Linked DNA regions of Homo sapiens: region 1 is linked to region 2. A link is a contact called in ENCODE Hi-C or POLR2A ChIA-PET data. All regions are on one chromosome and are shown on one strand. The core of a region is the stretch at or near the end of the contact, and the rest is flanking DNA. Distances in the headings are between cores, read along the strand shown. Region 1 overlaps CSTPP1 (centriolar satellite-associated tubulin polyglutamylase complex regulator 1). Region 2 has its middle 5.8 kb from the start of NUP160.

The links. Hi-C counts contacts between places; a loop is a spot of excess contacts on that map. ChIA-PET counts read pairs that join two places held with the same protein, here RNA polymerase II (POLR2A). Pooled maps may share reads with other maps.
Region 1: a pooled map shows a loop between it and region 2 (7-fold over the local background). The contact joins two enhancer-like sites. A Hi-C loop is called at or near these places in 7 of 50 pooled maps. POLR2A ChIA-PET finds 5 or more read pairs at or near these places in 3 of 52 experiments (GM12878, OCI-LY7 and T-cell).

Annotation. Positions count from the first base shown.
Region 1 is chr11:47,148,736-47,154,566 of GRCh38, forward strand. All of the region lies in intron 4 of CSTPP1 (centriolar satellite-associated tubulin polyglutamylase complex regulator 1), which reads left to right. It overlaps LOC124902672 (a long non-coding RNA gene), which reads right to left. Exons shown (of 2, transcript XR_007062668.1): 2 at 4,712-5,788. Among named protein-coding and RNA genes, the nearest start is that of ARFGAP2, 25 kb to the right of the region's middle. RefSeq lists an enhancer at 4,595-4,674. Within about 2 kb of position 4,521, at least 5 of the 41 ENCODE cell types and tissues checked have a DNase peak (open chromatin) inside an H3K27ac peak, as active enhancers do.
Region 2 is chr11:47,851,435-47,856,932 of GRCh38, forward strand. No RefSeq gene overlaps it. Among named protein-coding and RNA genes, the nearest start is that of NUP160, 5.8 kb to the left of the region's middle. Within about 2 kb of position 3,382, at least 2 of the 41 ENCODE cell types and tissues checked have a DNase peak (open chromatin) inside an H3K27ac peak, as active enhancers do.

The DNA of each region.
Region 1 (5,831 bases), core at 3,271-5,770, 700 kb before region 2:
TATATAACATCATCATGCTGACTCTCCACAAGAATCCTGGGAAACAGGAACTATGATTATATCCTCTTCACAGATGAGGAAACTGAGGCTCAGAGGGAAATTGTCACTTGGCCAGTGAGTAGTGGAACTAGGACTTAATCCTGGGGTCAACTAATCCAGAACTTCAGGAAAACCGGTGCAGCCCGTGCCACTAGACCAGGGAAACTGACCCTAATTAGGGGTGAATAGGAAGTTGGCAAGTCAGTAGGTTCAGGCTGGAAGCTGTTGCTTCCTTGGCACCCTTAGAACTCCCAGCCAGACTGCCTATCCCAGCTGCTGGAAGTCAGCAGGGGAGGGAGAAAGTGGCCAGTCTCTCAGACCAGCCACGTGCTCTTTCTCCACTCCAGTTGCCTGTCCTAGGCTCCACCCCACACATGGTTCTGCTCAGCACAGCCTGAACCAAAGTGCCTCTACTTCTCCCCAAGAGTCCCTCTCTCTAGCCCGGAGGCATGGTCCGCAAGGGTCCCTCCATGATCCAATAGATTTGTGCAGACTCTCACTGGCAGCAGCTCCCTGTTGGCTCCACTTCAAAGCAGGGGCGGCCGGGCACCTCCAGGTGTCAGAAGCAGCTGGCACGTTAGCAGAAGGCCTCTGGCAGGAAGGGGTGTTGAGCCAACTGCCAGCAACTGGAAAACAGCACATGGGGATGACCTCGTCTCCAAGAAGATTCTTTCCCGAGCCCTCTGGGAGTGGCAATGAGCTTGAGTTCAGAAGGAAGGAGCTGTCTGTGGGGATAGAAGGGTTGCAGGCAAAGGCAAAGAGGCAAAGACAGACCAGGAGCTTCCTGCTTGCCTTTTCCCATAGTTCTGCTGAGATTCCAAAGCAAGATGCAGATGCCCACAGCCAGAAAGATCCCATAGGTGGGTTAAAGACACAGATGCCTAGAACTTTCATGGTCTCAGCATTCATTTGGAGACAGACAGCACAGCATATGATGTGATTAAAAGCACCTTTCAGTAAGTCTTCTGCAGCCATAGACCTCTGAACATCAAACTGTCCCCCCACTAGATTTAACACTAACAGGAGGAGCTGTTAGTTCTGTCCACCCTTGGGACAACACTGTCAGAGCTGGAAGAAGCCCTTTGGGAAGTATGAGCCTTCAAACTTCTGCTTGAACATTTCTGGCAATACACATCTCATTCCTTTACAAATCAGCCACAATCCTAGAACTAAGCAGCTTGAAAATGTCTCTAGAGCCAAACTCTAGATCCCCGTGGCATCTCCCCAAGAGGCAGTCCTTTGAGAGTTGGGTCTCAGCCTTCACTTCCTCCCTAGTCTTCACTTCTAAGCAAAAGATCTAAATGCAGCCATTTATCCAGTATCCTGGTTTTTAGACTGTCCATCAGCCTGACCCTCTTCTCCAGGACTCTAGTTTACTCCCCTTAAACGGACTGTCCAGACCTGAAGGTAGTAGTATTTGAATGACAGCTCTTTTGCTCCTAGCTTGTAACCTTCGCCAAGTTTCTTAATCCCTCTGAATGTCTGCATTCTCCATAAAGATTGTAAGTATCTTTATGAGAGGGATTAAGAAACTGCTCCAGGTGCCACCTGGCCAGAGGAAAAGGGGACCGTGGCTTCTCTCACTCATTTGTTCATGCATTTCTTCATTCAACAGACGTTGACTGAGTGCCTACTATGTGCCAGACACCATACCAGAGTCAAGCCACAAGCAGGGAGACAGAGGTGTCACTTGGTAGATCTTATGTTCCCAGGACAAAGACAACAGTGTGAGGAGGTTTCCGAGAACTGCAGAAGCCAGTAGCAGGGGGGCCTATTCTAGGCTGGGTTAGAAAAGGTGCTTTCCTCTTTCATCTTCCCCAAGAGATGCTGTGGAGGCTTCAGCCTGAAGAATATGGAGATATCCGGTAGGTGAGGAGGAGGCATGGAGGGCAGGGAGCATCATGGGTAGAAGGGACAGGGAGCATTATGGCTAGAGGGACAGACTTGTCTGGAGGGCATGAGTAAGGACAGCTTCAGGGAGGATGGAAGGACTAGTGTGGCCAGAATGCAGTGGGGGAGTCGAGGGAGGCAGGGGGCAGATGGAGCGGGCTCACAGGCCAGATCCAAATGGGGGAACGTGTCCTAAGGGCAATGGGAAGACTGTGAAGGTTTTTTTTTTTTTTTTTTTTTGACATGGAGTCTTGCTCTGTCATCCAGGCTGGAGTGCAGTGGCACAAGCTTGGCTCACTGACATGGCCACCTCCCAGGTTCAAGCGATTCTCCAGCCTCAGCCTCTTGAGTAGCTGGGATTACAGGCATGAGCCACTGTGCCCGGCCTCTGTGAAGGGTTTCCAACACAATGGTAAAATGGTCACATTCACATTTTAGGAAAATCTTTCTGCCCACAGGATGGATACTCAATTAGAAGAAGGCTCACGCCTGTAATCCCAACACTTTGGGAGGCCTAGGTGGGCAGCTCATGAGGTCAAGAGATCAAGACCATCCTGGCCAACATGGTGAAACCCCGTCTCTACTAAAATACAAAAATTAGCTGGACATGCTGGCGCACGCCTGTAGTCCCAGTACTACTCGGGAGGCTGAGGCAGGAGAATCGCTTGAACCTAGGGGGCGGAGGTTGCAGTGAGCCACTGCACTTCAGCCTGGTGACAGAGTGAGACTCCATCTCAAAAAAAAAAAAGCAAGAGGAGTAGTTGCAGGGAAACTGGGTAGGAGGTCATGCCATCATCAAGAAAAGAGAGGTGAAGGCTGGGGGTAGGATGGTGGCTGTGGACGTGGAAAGAAGTAGATGGATTCAAGAGAAATTTCAGCAATAGCATTGATAGGACTTGGTGACTGGTTGATTGGCTTGGAGCAGAGGGTGGCGGGGGGAAGTTTCCAGGATGTCTAGTATGCCCAGCGTTTCTGGTTGAGGAGAGTCATAGCCGGTGTTGCTGTTAACACAAGCTCGGATCCATTTGGCTTTTTAAAAGGTAGCCAGTCTTACTTCTTGCAGTTGAAAAAAAACCCTCAGTCCTTTATACATGTGCTGCTGGGATCCAGCCACATGTCCCCCAGAAAGAAAGCCCTCGCCTCTGTCTGCACCCGCTTCACTCGCCCCCTACTCCCTCCTGCTCGGCATATGTTTCAGCTCCCCAGTCTCTGAGACTCAGACTCTTCACCTGTAGAATGGAAATAACAATAAGACCCACCCGTAGGACTGTTGTAGAATAAAATTTAATTAATGTAGTCAAATGCCTTAATAGCCTGCCATGAGGTAGGGTACTCAGGAAAGATACCTGCCTCTATAGGCGGATCACTTGAGGTCAAGAGTTCGAGACCAGCCTGGCCAACATGGTGAAACCCTGTCTCTACTAAAAATACAAAAATTAGCCGGGCATGGTGACAGGCACCTGTAATCCCAGCTGCTAGGGAGGCTGAGGCAGGAGAATCACCTGAACCTAGGAGGCGGAGGTTGCAGTGAGCCGATCTGCACCACTGCACTCCAGCCTGGGCAACAGAGCAAGACTCAAAAAAAAAAAAAATGCCTCTATTGTTACCCGTATTAAGGGCACCTGCAGGGCTGCCCTGCTCTGACGGACACTCCTACCCTCCCACGGTGTGCGCCCCCTCTTCTGCAACGGCCCATCTCCAAAGGGACTGCTGATGTTTGAGGTCAAGATGGCCCCTAGCAGAAAGCTGCAGACCACTTCTGAGGCTGGAAGGGTGTGCCCTGTTTATAGCTTCTAGTCCCATCTGTGGCTGAAAGAGGAAGATGCTAGTGGCACTCAGCATTAAGGCTTCCGCGAGGCTGCGAGGCAGGGGTAGCCCTTTGGGAAGTACGAGCTCAAGCTTCTGCTCCGAGGCAGGCTCTGGAATGGGCCTATTGGTGAGAATTGCAAATGGAGGTAACTTCTGTAATTAGACAGTGGTGATGGTGGCGCTACTTTGTGAATATACTAAAAAACTGAATTGTACGCTTTTAAAGGGTGACTTTTATGGTGTGTCATTATATCACAATGTAAATAAATAGCAAGTGGAAGTTGCTGCTATGGGAGTGCTGTGTTCCAACTGATGATCAACAGAAGCCATGGAACACGGGGAAAGCCTTGGGCTCCCTGGTGGTTTCCTGCTTGGGGATATTCACAGCCCAGTGCTGTTCTGTCGTAATTCACTTTAGACTATTGGGGCTCCAGCTGTCCTGAGAACAGGGCAGTAAAGGAAAGTCAGTGGCTTCTCATGTCCAGAGCCTTTGCCTGCCCTGCTGAGCCTGCCAAGGAAAAGCTTTGAGGTGCTGGTGGCCCTTGCTCCCTGAGCGCTCCCGGGGGAGCTCACTCTTCCTCTGCAGTTTGGAGGTCTTTGCTAACCCCAGTCCTCTCTAGCTGCCCGCTCTCTGCTGTCTCCCTGCTCCCTCAATCCAGATGTCAAAACAGATTCTGCCATCTGGGTGGGGAGGGAGCTGTTCTGCTGCCTGGGTTTTCCTTGGGTTATGAGATGGGGTAACCACTTGGCCTTTGGCACTGCACTTAGTCCTGTGAACTACTGACAGAGGGACCAGGGCACCCTCTTGTGGCCCTCAGCGGCACTGCTTCTTCCCGCCCTCCAGCCTTGAATTTCTTCCAGCTGGAATTCTAGTGTTGAACTCTGGTGGTGGAGGCAGCTGTCGTTCTCCCCAGGAGATGCCTAACATATCAGTAACAAGAAAGAAAATAAATCAGCCACAGAAACTAGGAGGTAAAATGTTAGTGTTTTTGCTCTGCAGCTTTATTTTCAAAGAGGCAGTGTGCTCTCATGGAAGATGTGTGGCCTGTGGAGTCCAGCAAGCTCCCCAGCTGTGTGTGTGACTTTGGCAGGCTGACCTCTGAGCCTCAGACTCTTCACGTGTAGAATGGAAATAATAAGACCCACCTGTAGGATTGTTGTGGGATAAAATTTAACGAATGCAGTTAAATACCTCAATAGCCTGCCACGCAGTAGGGCACTCAGGAAATGGCACCTGCTTCTATTGTTATCTGTATTACAATAAAGACTAGGCAGGAACCACTGTCTCTCTTCAGGAAGATCGCAGCAAAGGGAGTGGCACCACAATATCGTAGTCTCTGTGAAGCCCTTTCCCCAGCAGTGAGCAATCCTGGCTTTCTCTGGGGCTGATCCAGTTGCCAGTCTGGGAAACCTCTGACTCAGGGAAGTGGAGAGAGATTTAGAAAAATATGAGAGAGCAAAAGAAAACTTTTTTTGTTTTTTTTTTGACAGGGTCTCTCTCTGTCTCACGGGCTGGAGTGCAGTGGTGTGATCTCCGCTCACTGCAACCTCCGCCTCCCAGGTTCAAGCGCTTCTCCTGCTTCAGCCTCCTGAGTAGCTGGGACTACAGGTGCCCACCATGCCCAGCTAATTTTTCTATTTTTAGTAGAAGTGGGGTTTCACCATGTTGGCCAGGCTGGTCTCGAACTCCTGACCTCAAATGATTCACCCATCTCGGCCTCCCAAAGTGCTGGGATTACAGGCATGAGCCACCGCGCCTGGCCAAAAACAACTGAAAAAAGAAAAAAAGAAAGATAAAGCCAGAAGGACCTGATCAGAAACAGATTGGGGGCCCGCCCCACCCCATCTGATAGCTTGGCGCCTGCCTGGCATGTGATGGAGCCCAGCAAACGCTCGTTTCCTTCTCTTCTTGTCCTGGCTCAGATGAGGTGCTGAGCAGAGGATGAACATAGCCTTGGTCGGATCCCTTTATGAGTCAGACGGTTTTCTTCCTGTGAGGTGGGTCCTCAGTGGGAGGGACTAGAGACAGGAAAACCGTTGGGTGGGCAACCTGTGAACATGGATGCAAGGAGGAGCAGGGCGGCAGCACAAGA
Region 2 (5,498 bases), core at 2,132-4,631:
AATTTTTTATTTTTTATTTTTTGTAGAGACAAGGTCTTCCTATGTTGCCCAGGCTGGTCTCAAACTCCAGGCCTCAAGCGATCCTCCTACCTCTGCCTCCCAAAGTGCTGGGATTACAGGCGTGAGCCACAGCACCTGGCCTGAACTGTTATTTCTAAGCTTATTTGACTACTTGTAGAATTTGACCAATTGCTTGCTCCTTCCTCGTGGAAACACATTCTTCATGTGGCATCAAGGACGCCACTCTCTTGATTCTACCTATTTCACTAACTGTTCCTTTTCAGACTCCTTTCCTAGATGCTCCTCTTTTCCCCAACCTCTTGATGTTGGAGTGTCCAGAGTTCAGTTCTTGGTCCTTTCCATCTACAAACACTCCCCTGAGAATCTCACCCAGTCTTCTGGCTTTAAATACTGCATTGTTATATGCCGATCATCCCCAAATGTATACCTCCAGTCTAAGCTTCTCCCCCGAAGTCCAGGTTTATATATTCAACGGCCTATTTTGTATCTTAGATGTAACATGTCTGAAACTGAAGTCCTAACCTCTCTCCCCACACTTACTTTCCCCATCGCAGTTACCAGCACTGTTCCAGTTGCTCAGCCTCCTGAGTAGCTGGGATTACAGGTGCTTGCCACTACGCCTGGCTTATTTTTTTTGTATGTTTAGTAGAGATGAGGTTTCACAGTGTTAGCCAGGATGGTCTCAATCTCCTGACCTCATGATCTGCCTGCCTCGGCCTCACAAAGTGCTGGGATTACAGGTGTGAGTCACCGCGCCTGGCCACACTTCAACTGTTATTATTTACAAATTCCTGGTTATCTAAGTTATAACTGCTCATGACACTGATGTGCCACAGTAGAGAGAACTATTCCGAAGACTGATTATTTCCACTTTCATATCTAGAGGTCAGACCTCTTTTGCCGAGTTCTCAGCCTTTTATATTCAGTTGCCTCCTTGATGCCCCTTGGATTTCCCATGGACATCTCAAATTCAACATATCCAAAATGTTACCCCTCTCTATATAGTCTCACTATATACTCTCACATGTAGTCTATATCTGTGTGGACATCACCACTGTGGCCCAGTCTAGAAATCTAGTAATTACCCTGGACTTTTCTCTTTTAATCCCAACACCCAAATCTCATATATCCATATGGCAAAAGAAAGATGGCCACAAATTCTTTGACATTGTTCCCATCCAGAAGTGTAGCCTTCTTTGTCCCCTCCCCTTAAATCTGGAGGGTTCTGTAACTGCTATAAGGAATATAATACAGCAAAAGTGATGCTGTGCCAGCCTAGCTTAAGAGAGTCTACATCTCTCTTTGAAGACTGGCTATAGGGGAAGCAAGCTGCCATGTAAGAAATTTGGCTACGCCGGGGCCATCCTAGGCAGATTGCAGGGAGAGACCACACACAGAGACTCTAATTCTACTTGAAGTGAGAGATGCCTGGTAAGTCCCCAGGTCCCAGATATTTTGTAGAGCACAGATGAGTCATGACCACTGAGCCCTGTCCAAATTGCATATTAATGAGCTAAATACATGATTGCTATTTTTATTTTTATTAAATTAAATTAATTAATTAATTAATTTTGAGACAGAATCTCACTCTGTCGCCCAGGCTGGAGTGCAGTGGCTCAATCTTGGCTCACTGCAACCTCCAGCTCCTGGGTTCAAGTAGAGGTGGGGTTTTACCATGTTGGCCAGGCTGGTCTCGAACTCCTGACCTCAAGTGATCCACCCGTCTCAGCCTCCCAAAGTGCTAGGATTACAGGCATGAGCCACCGCGCCCGGCCTCAATGTACATATTTAATGTAGTAATGTTTTTTCATTTTTTTCTCAGAAAAAAATGTTAAATTGATGAGGCATGTTTCGGTTTTATAGGAATCTAGGAATTACATTTTTTGACAGTGAACACTTTTTAGCTTTAGATCACTGTCTTATCTCCAACATCCATCAGAATTCCGGGAACTTCACGTTACCTAATAAATGTTTGAGGAATAATTAAATGAATGAATAAGTGCATATATGCATTTTTGGAAAACTCAAATACCCTTTGAACTATTAATGTTCTGGGGGATGGTTATAACATAAATTGAATCATATTGCCATCTAGTGGTTAGGTAGTGACTTCGTTTAGAAACAAAATGCAGAATGTTACCAATATTGTGCAGCAAGTTTTATTTAAATACTTTTTTTTTTTTTCAGATGGAGTCTCGCTCTGTTGCTCACACTGGAGTGAAGTGGCGCGATCTCTGCTCACTGCAACCTCTACTTCCCAGGTTCAAGCGATTCTCCTGCCTCAGTCTCCTGAGTAGCTGGGATTCCAGGCACGCACCACCACACCTGGCTAATTTTTGTACTTTTAGTAGAGATGGGGTTTCACCATGTTGGTGAGGCTGGTCTTGAACATCCGACCTCGTGATCCGCCCGCCTCGGCCTCCCAAAGTGCTGGGATTCCCGAAGGCGTGAGCCACCACGCCCGGACTTTTTCTTTATTTTTTTTTTTTTGAGACGGAGTTTCGCTCTGTTGCCCGGGCTAGAGTGCAGTGGGGCATGATCTCAGCTGACTGCAATCTCTGCCTGCTGAGTTCAAGTGATTATCCTGCCTCAGCCTCCTGAGTACCTGGGATTACAGGTGCCCGACACCACGCCCGGCTAATTGTTTTATTTTTAGTAGAAACAGGGTTTCACCATCTTGGCCAGGCTGGTCTTGAACTCCTGACCTCGTGATCCACCCACTTTGGCCTCCCAAAGTGCTGGGATTACAGGTGTGAGCCACTGCGCTCAGCTGAACAATACTGTTAATTGAACTTTAAGCAGATTTTCATAACCAACTTGATAGCTACTCCTTGAAAGAAGAATTTGGTGGTTTAAACAAGTGTGGGAAATGATGATAAATAAAGTTAAACATATTTCTTTCTTGAAGAACTTTTCAAAGACATTAATATAATAGCTTTGTGAAGTTCCAAGAAGGCCTTATGCATGATACTGCTTTCCAGACTCTTTGACATACAGAATACTCTTTTCAAGGGGCAACTCATTGGACCATTGTTCTTTGAGAATATATTTTGGAAAACATGGCTTTACTTTCATTTTGCCCATAGGTTAAAAATATCAGCTGGGCATGGTGGCTCACACCTACAATCCCAGCATTTTGGGAGGCTGAAGCAGGAGGATTGGTTGAGCCCAGGAGTTTGAGACCACCCTGGGCAACATAGTGAGACTCCATCTCTACAAAAAAAAAAAAAATTATCCAAGTATGGTAGTGTACACCTGTAGTTTCAGCTACTTGGGAGGCTGGGGCAGGAGGATCCCTTGAGCCCAGAAGTTCAAGGTTATAATGAGCTATGACTGTGCCGCTGCACTCCAGCCTGGGTGACAGAACGAGACTCTGTTTCTAAAAAAAAAAGCAGAATTGTGGAATAAATGAAGTATGTCAGTGACTTCTCAATTCCGTTTTCAGTATTCTTTCTACCCACTTAGGAAACCACCATGACTTTAGACTCCAGGGCCTTTGAGGGGCCCTGAAAGCCCAGGGCTCCCACCTAGACTTGACCCTCCTGTGCTTTGGACTTATCCTTGGGAACTATACACCCTGGATTGTTTTCACCTTTCAGGTAATATTTTCTATAAATTTCTCTTTTTTTACTTTTTTTTTTTTTTTCTGAGACAGGGTGTCACTCTGTCGCCCAGGTTGGAGTGTAGTGGCCTGATCTCTGCTCACTGCAACCTCCGCCTCCCAGGTTCAAGTGATTCTCCTGCTTCAGCCTCCCAAGTAGCTGGGACTACAGGCGTGCACCACCACGCCCAGCTAATTTTTATATTTTTAGTAGAGACGGGGTTTCACCATGTTGGCCAGGCTGGTCTCAAACTCCTGACCTCAGGTGATCCTCCCATCTCGGCCTCCCAAAGTATTGGAATTACAGGTGTGAGCGACCATGCCTGGCCTTTTAAAAATTTTTTTTTAAATTTTTTGAGACAGAGTCTTACTCTGTCACACAGGCTGGAGTATAAGGTGCAATCTTGGTTCATTGCAACCTCCACCTCCCAGGTTCAAGCAATTCTCATGCCTCATCCTCCTAGTAGCTGGGATTTCAGGCGTGTACCTCTAACAACATTTTTGTATTTTTAGTAGAGATAGGGTTTCGCCATGTTGGCCAGGCTGGTCTCGAACTCCCGGCCTCAAGTGATCCCCCACCTTGGCCTCCCAAAGTGCTGGGATTACAGGCGTAAGCCACTGTGCCCAGCCAATTTTCTGTAAATTTCAATTATGATTCATTATATGATTAGTTAAATGTTACTTCTGTATCTTTGTAGGAGCTTACATGTAATTTAATTCACAAAATCAAAACAAACTCTTGCTAAGGTGGGCGAGGTGGCTCACGCCTGTAATCCCAGCAGTTTGGGAGGCTGAGGCGACAGATCACTTGAGGTCAGGAGTTCAAGACCAGCCTAGCCAACATGGTGAAACCCCACGTCTACTAAAAATATAAAAAAAATTAGCCAGGCATGATGGCATGCACCTGTAATCCCAGCTACTAGGGAGGCTGAGGCAGGAGAATTGCTTGAACCTGGGTGGTGGAGGTTGCAGTGGTGCCATAATGAGCCAAGGTGGCACCACTGCACTCCAGCCTGGGCGACAAAGCAAGACTCCATCTCAAAAAAAAAAAAAAAAATCCTCGCTTGAACCATATGTTCTGAGTTTTACTTCTGAAAATATGAATGCCTTACCTATTAAAACTAGCTCTGGTATAACTGGAAATGAGTTGACATTATAGTAATTCACACTGAGGTGCTGATGACTATAAAAACTTCATAAATTGCCTTTCCCAGAGGTAAGTCATGGCAACATACACTACCTTAACTGGTAGGGCATTGCCCCTCCTCCCTCTCTTGCTAATCAGTTGTGGGAGTCCTTTTCTACTGCCTCGGTATCATTTTCAACAGAGTGATTCAGAGAGCTATCAGCTGACTGGAATTGGCACGTTATCTATATACTCCACTTACCATCTCATTCAAAGGGATTAAACTCTAGTGGTGGAATTGGAGGCATCAACAAAGAACCAGATGTGCAGGTAGCCTCAGTAGGGGCAGTTAAGTTCATCTCAGTAAAATATGTTTAATATTAGTCTTTTTTTTTTCTTTTTTAAGATAGAGTCTCACTCTGTTGCCCAGGCTGGAGTGAAGTGGCACCATCTCCACTCACTGCAGCCTCTGTCTTTTGGGTTCAAGCATTGTCCTGCCTCAGCCTCCCGAGTAGCTAGGATTACAGGTGCTCACCACCACGCCCAGCGAATTTTTGTATTTTTAGTAGAGACAGGGTTTCACCATGTTGGCGAGGCTGGTCTTGAACTCCTGACCTCAGGTGATCCACCTGCCTTGGCCTCCCAAAATGCTGGGATTACAGGCGTGAGCCACCGCGCCTGGCCAATATTAGTCTTAAAAAACAAGGTGGGCCAAGCATGGTCTCGCCATGTTAGCCAGGCTGGTCTCGA